2 separate regions of the Homo sapiens genome follow, and region 2 is linked to region 1. Evidence: chromatin loops called from intact Hi-C (ENCODE). Cell type or tissue: CD14-positive monocyte. All regions are shown on one strand. Each heading gives the region's core, and the rest is flanking DNA. Links, peaks and the distances in the headings are about the cores only.

Evidence for each region. A loop is a pair of places that touch in the nucleus more often than their neighbours do. Peaks named below come from ENCODE experiments on the same cell type or tissue, not always from the same donor. Only the 100,000 strongest peaks of a DNase experiment are listed, where the experiment ranks them.
Region 2: it touches region 1 in a loop (2.5-fold over the local background); 3 of 110 quality-filtered maps call a loop at or near these places.

What each region holds. Positions count from the first base shown.
Region 1 is chr12:93,096,707-93,099,625 of GRCh38, reverse strand. All of the region lies in intron 3 of LOC643339 (a long non-coding RNA gene), which reads left to right. LOC105369908 (a long non-coding RNA gene) reads right to left here. Exons shown (of 4, transcript NR_188219.1): 3 at 223-293. Among named protein-coding and RNA genes, the nearest start is that of LINC02412, 76 kb to the left of the region's middle. RefSeq lists an enhancer at 1,044-1,293. In CD14-positive monocyte, for the core only: CTCF peaks have their summits at 1,284 and 1,485; a DNase peak (open chromatin) is centred at 1,375; H3K4me3 peaks cover 420 bases; H3K27ac peaks cover 518 bases.
Region 2 is chr12:93,182,979-93,185,897 of GRCh38, reverse strand. All of the region lies in intron 3 of LOC643339 (a long non-coding RNA gene), which reads left to right. Among named protein-coding and RNA genes, the nearest start is that of LINC02412, 10 kb to the right of the region's middle. RefSeq lists an enhancer at 1,363-1,512. In CD14-positive monocyte, for the core only: no CTCF peak of the experiment used is centred there; a DNase peak (open chromatin) is centred at 1,327; H3K4me3 peaks cover 1,474 bases; H3K27ac peaks cover 2,104 bases.

The DNA of each region.
Region 1 (2,919 bases), core at 147-2,646:
TAAAGACTGAGAGACCGAGTTTCTTTGTGAACAAACAGTGAAGCCTCTTCTTCTTGTTAAGGAAATCCTCCATCATCACTGACGTTTCTTTCTTGAGTTAAAATGTTTTCGTCTCTGTTTCAAAATAGTCCCTTTATTTCTATGCTATATTTTGAGCATATTTTTATCTTTCCGGGAAGACAGTGGGTGAGAAAAATGTTCTTTCTAGAGAAAACTACTCACCTTTTCTCATTTGTTCATTAAAAGCAGGATTTTTAAAGTGATATATCCAGGCCATCCCATAATAGATTTCCCTGGAAGCAAGTATGCAAATGAAAGTTTGAGGTGAAGTCAGTTCTTGAGTCCCACAAGCTCTAATGTTCTTATAAATATTTCACTACACTCTAATAAAATCTCTCTGTTTTCCTAGGATGGATGATAACATAAGTTCCTCACCACTTGCAGCAACTTCTCTGAGATCATGAAAGAAATTAAGCCTTGATACATTGACGGCTGCTATTAAAGAGCTAGCTTCAAAACCATCAATTACCCTCAGCCCCACCTTAGAAGTATTAAGTGAAAGCCATCAGGCAGATTTATAATTAGAGATTGAAAATGCTGACCAGGGAGCTCACAGGGCCTTTCAAAATGCTGTCGGGAACTTGCTCAATTTTACAAGGCTATTGGAAGAACATAATTAAAGTCAACAAGGGGGCAAGAAACTTTAAGAATTTCAAGGTGGGAGAAGGGTAGCAGCTAGAAATCATTTTGATGAGAGGATTGTCCCCAAAGTTCTCCTGTGAGAACTTCAAGGAAAACTGCTAGAACGTCAGGTTAAATGACAATAGAGTTTCCTTTTGTATCAAACCTTATAGATGCGGAGTTAAGAAGCTTAATTCCACTGTGTAGAAGAGCAGAACACTAGTGCCCATGTGGGAGTTATTTCCTGGTTTGAAGAATTAGAAAGCAGGGTCCAAGCACATGCTTATGAAGTTGTGGAAAATTTGCTACGACTTAATAAGGTGGTGTGGTTTCCATTTCTGTCACCTTGAATAAGAGGCTTGTGATTTTTCAGCACATGAGGTTTGTAACACACAACTGTGTATGGAAGACCTACTCTGTGCCAGGCACCATAATGGTATGGGAAGACAAAGACCAGCTTTGCCCTCATGGAGCTCTGGTTCTAATGAAAGAAGGAAAACAAGTCCATGGGAAAGTGATTGAGATGAATGAAGGGTGTTTGGGATCAGAGGAGAAGGGCAAGTATAGCAAGAGATGTTTCTGTTTGTGTGGAGAGTGCTATGTCCGTGGTACACCAGAGGCTGTGCAGACTGGTTGAGGACTTCCTCTTCTGGATGGTAAGGCTGAGCAGAGGCAACAGAAAGGCACTAAGGAGAAAAATGGCTTCCCTTTAGTTTTACCTCCTTTCCTTTTCAGTGGCGCCCTCTAGTGGAAGTGGCAAAGAGCCAAGGGAAGCTTAAATATGTAACTGACTTCTTTTTATTTTATTTTTTTTTTTTTTAATTATTATTATTATACTTTAAGTTTTAGGGTACATGTGCACAATGTGCAGGTTAGTTACATATGTATACATGTGCCATGCTGGTGTGCTGCACCCATAGTAACTGACTTCTAAAACATACATTCACTGACAAAATGATGGTGAACAATTCGTTCTGTGTAAGTAAGACGTAGGCATCTCCATATTGTAACACTGGAGAGGAGAAAAACCAAAGCCAACATAGAGCCCTTGATATCCCCTCGGTAGTCAGGACCTAGGGGTTTACAGTAAGGAGCAGCAGGCAACAACATTAACCTTCTAACAGCAAGCTATCAAAATGAACTTGAAATAATGCACTTAGTTCCATGTAGTCCTTAACCTCCCTGTGAGAAACCTGCACATGCCTTGCTTCCTAATTCTTCTTCTGGAGCTCAGGGCCAGGATTGGTAGTGCTGCATATAGAGCTGTGTTGGGAAGAACTGTAAGACTCAATGAAGGAAGAGTGTAGTGATCAATTAGTGATGTCTGCCAAGAGTATGGGAAGGGATGGGGACAGCACATGTGCTATGTATTTGCCAACCCTGAACTGGGGCATATTTTCAGTAAGCTGTCTCTGCCATGGAACTGTAGTGTACAAAGCTAACTAGTATTAATGAATACTAGTTACTAGTACTAGTATTCACTTGTAACTTCTCCAGCATGAGATAATAGTGCCTTTGCTGACCTTCAGTGAAAATTTTCACAGACTTTACCAGTAATTTTCATAGATGACAGACACACTTTGGTAGATATTAATAGTCTGGGGATTAGATACTAGGCTGGTGCAAAAGTAATTGCTGTTTTTGCCATTGCTTTTAATGGCAAAAACTGCAATTACTTTTGCACCAAATAGATACACTCCACTGTGGAAGAGAGATAGTTCGTTTGGATTTTTCATATCTAGAGGATATATGCTTCAAGACCTTTAAATTCTCCATGTTGATACACAACAAATATCCTTCTCATTGCTAATCTGATTCCTTGTTTCTGGGAAGGAAGAATCCTGGTTAATGAATACCAATATCATTGTTACTGGGAAGATATTCCATCAGTAGGATAATGATAGTATCTCCTTGATAATAAGTTGACATTTTGGGTTACATGCCAATTCTTGGTAACCGTAAATTATAAAGAGACTGATCATTCTTGCAAGTTTGGTTAGCTAAGTTTCTCAGTTTGTTTACCCACCACGGGGCTCCCTCCTCCAAGAATACTCTCTCTTTTAGAGCGCTCACTTCAGCAGTCATAGGAGTTGGCTTGCTTGCTTGTTGGGGTTGAAAGTTAATCAATGTTCCTAACAGCATTGATAACAAAGCTGGTCACCGCTGCTCTTAATGGTAGGCAATCTTATAGCTGGTAGCAGAAATGATTCAATTACACTGTCAGTAATACATCTTTTT
Region 2 (2,919 bases), core at 104-2,603, 86 kb before region 1:
TCTTTGAACTGAAAAGAGCAAACATTAAAAAGATGGAAATGGATAGTCAAGATGGGTGAAAGTATAGATGCTTAAACCAGTCCAATTCTTCTGGCATGAATGAGAAAAAGGAAACAGCTTTCTCTCTCTCTCTCTCTCTCTCTCTCTCTCTCACACACACACACACACACACACCCTATCTCTTTCTGAAGACACAGTGCACAGCGAATGTGGCCTTCAGTGTCAGACAGCCTTGACTTCCATTCTTGCCACAGCTACTTATTGGCTATGGTCCTAGACAAGTTCCCTAATGTCCTAAAGCCTCAGTTTCCTCATCTGTAAAGTGGGCAAAATGATGCCTCCCTCAGAATGAAAGAGAAAGATGAGTAGAAAGCATTTAACCCAGGGCCTGATACAGAGCAGAGATGGCAGCCATTTTTTGCTGTTGTTCTTGTAGCAGATGTTGCTTTGTCACTACGATTACTGTTGTTGCAGCTCCCTTCCTTTTATTGCCTTTGTTCTGGTTCATAAATTTGGATGGGGAAAAATTGCATCTTTATTTTATCTAACCTCTCACTGAAATCTAGCTTTTTGTTTCTATTAAGAATGTAGGCAAGAAACTGCACTGGTATTAGCAGCGCCTATGACTCTTGCCACAGAAATAACAGATCTTTTCATATCACCTGGTAGTTGTTGTAGACAATGGAAACACTCCTTCTCTCATCACTCTTTGAAATGATGGTTGTTATTTGACCTCTCACCAGATCCTATTATTTAAAGCACTGATAAAAGAGTAAAAATATTACTGTATTTGTAATCTTTAAAATATTTGATGTTGTAACTGATTTCCTTTGTAGCTTTATGTATTTCATTTTATGCCTAATAACATTATTCTGAGAAGGGAGTCTGTGGCTTTACCAGCCTGCCAAAGGAAGCCTGGTGCATAAAAGGTTAAGAGCCCCTGCCCTGGGGCCATGTTGCTTCAGGCTGGCTGGTCAGCTCAGTTAGTTCAAGAGCAATGAAGGTCATAGGGGCCCACGTGTAGGGTCAGTTCACTTAACTTTATTCTATTCCTCAGCCACAGAGGCTGGCCAGCGTGTGTCCAAGACCTGGAAGAGGCTGTGTAAGACCAACCTCAATAAGCCCCATCTGTTTGGCAGGAAACAGAATGCCCTGTGGATGGTGGATTAGTCTTGGTGCTGCATTATGGGAGGGGTGGGGTCATTTGGACATAGAACTTGATGGCTTCAAAACACAATAAATGTAGATATTAATCACTTGTAACTGGTGGAGAAGCCTGTGATCTCTCAGTAGTTCCTCATTCTGACAGCCTCTCTCTCTCAGTCTGGGCCTCTTGCTCTATGTTTAGTAAGGCTCCCACTTCCTGTTCCTTTCTCTCTCCATCCCCACCCATCTTGCTCACTCTCTCTCTCCCTTTGCGTTCTCTCTAATTTATTTCCCCCCTTTTCTCTGAGGAGGAAGCAGTAGAAAATCCAAAATGTAGTCACTGGGCATCTGGTGGACATTCTTCTCTGGGCTTGGCCTTGTGTTCTTGGCATGGATACTTGCTGGCCCTGGGTCTGCTCTCACTTTCCTTTCTGTCGTCACACACACACACACACACACACACAAACACACACACACACACACACACACACACTCTGTCTGTCTCTCTCTCTCTCTCCATCTCTTTCTCTCCCTGACACACACTCACACTTCAGAACGATTATATTTATAATACCCTGGGCAGTTCCAAACGCCAGTATGAATTTTAAGAGCACATTTGTGTCTCCTGCTTGGAACAGACTGAATTTTCCACTGTCTGAGAGTTTGAAGTTCTTCCAGCTAAGAGAGCAGTGAGAGCCTCTGGGGGACGAGCCATGTGTCAGATCCCTGTCAACTTTCTGCTCCAAGGGTCACACTCACTCAACATTTGTTGAAGGACCTATGGCCACATTTGGCCCAAGCCACTCATGTTGTGCTTTTCAAGTAAAACCTGGTAGGGGGAAGGGCATCTGGAGTGGAGATACCTGGTGTCAAGTGAGAATGGGTCCTATAGGGCTGACACTTAAAAGCCATCAGAAATTAACCTGTTTTCTGGGCCTAGAGGAGAAGAGGTGGATATTGAAACCAGTAGATCCCGGATATACCCAAAGGAATATAAATCATTCTACCATAAAGACACATGCATGCGAATGTTTGTTGCAGCACTATTCACAACAGTAAAGATGTGGAACCAACCTAAATGCCCATCAATGACTGATTGGATAAAGAAAACATGGTACATATACACCATGGAATACTATGCAACCATAGAAAAGAATGAGATCATGTCTTTGGCAGGAACATGGATGGAGCTGCAGGCCGTTATCCTTAGAAAACTAATGCAGGAACAGAAAACCAAATACCACCTGTTTTCACTTCTAAGTGGGAGCTAAATGATGAGAACACATGAACACAAAGAGGAGAACAGACACTGGGGCCTTTTGGAAGCTGGAGGGTGGGAGGAGGGAGAGGATCAGAAAAAAAATAACTATTGGGTACTAGGCTTAGTACCTGAGTGACAAAATATATGTAAACAAACCCCCATTTACCTACATAACCTGCCCATGTACCCCTCAACGTAAAATAAAAGTAAAAAAGAAAGAAAAACCGGCCAGGCATGGTGGCTCACGCCTGTAATCCCAGCACTTTGGGAGGCCAAGGCAGGCGTATTACCTGAGGTTGGGAGTTCGAGACCAACCTGACCAACATGGAGAAACCCCATCTCTACTAAAAATACAAAATTAGCCGGGCATGGTGGCACATGCCAGTAATGCCAGCTACTCGGGAGGCTGAGGCAGGAGAATAGCTTGAATTCGGGAGGTGGAGGTTGCAGTGAGCCAAGATCATGCCATTGCACGCCAGCCTGGGCAACAAGAGCAAGACTCTGTCTGAAAA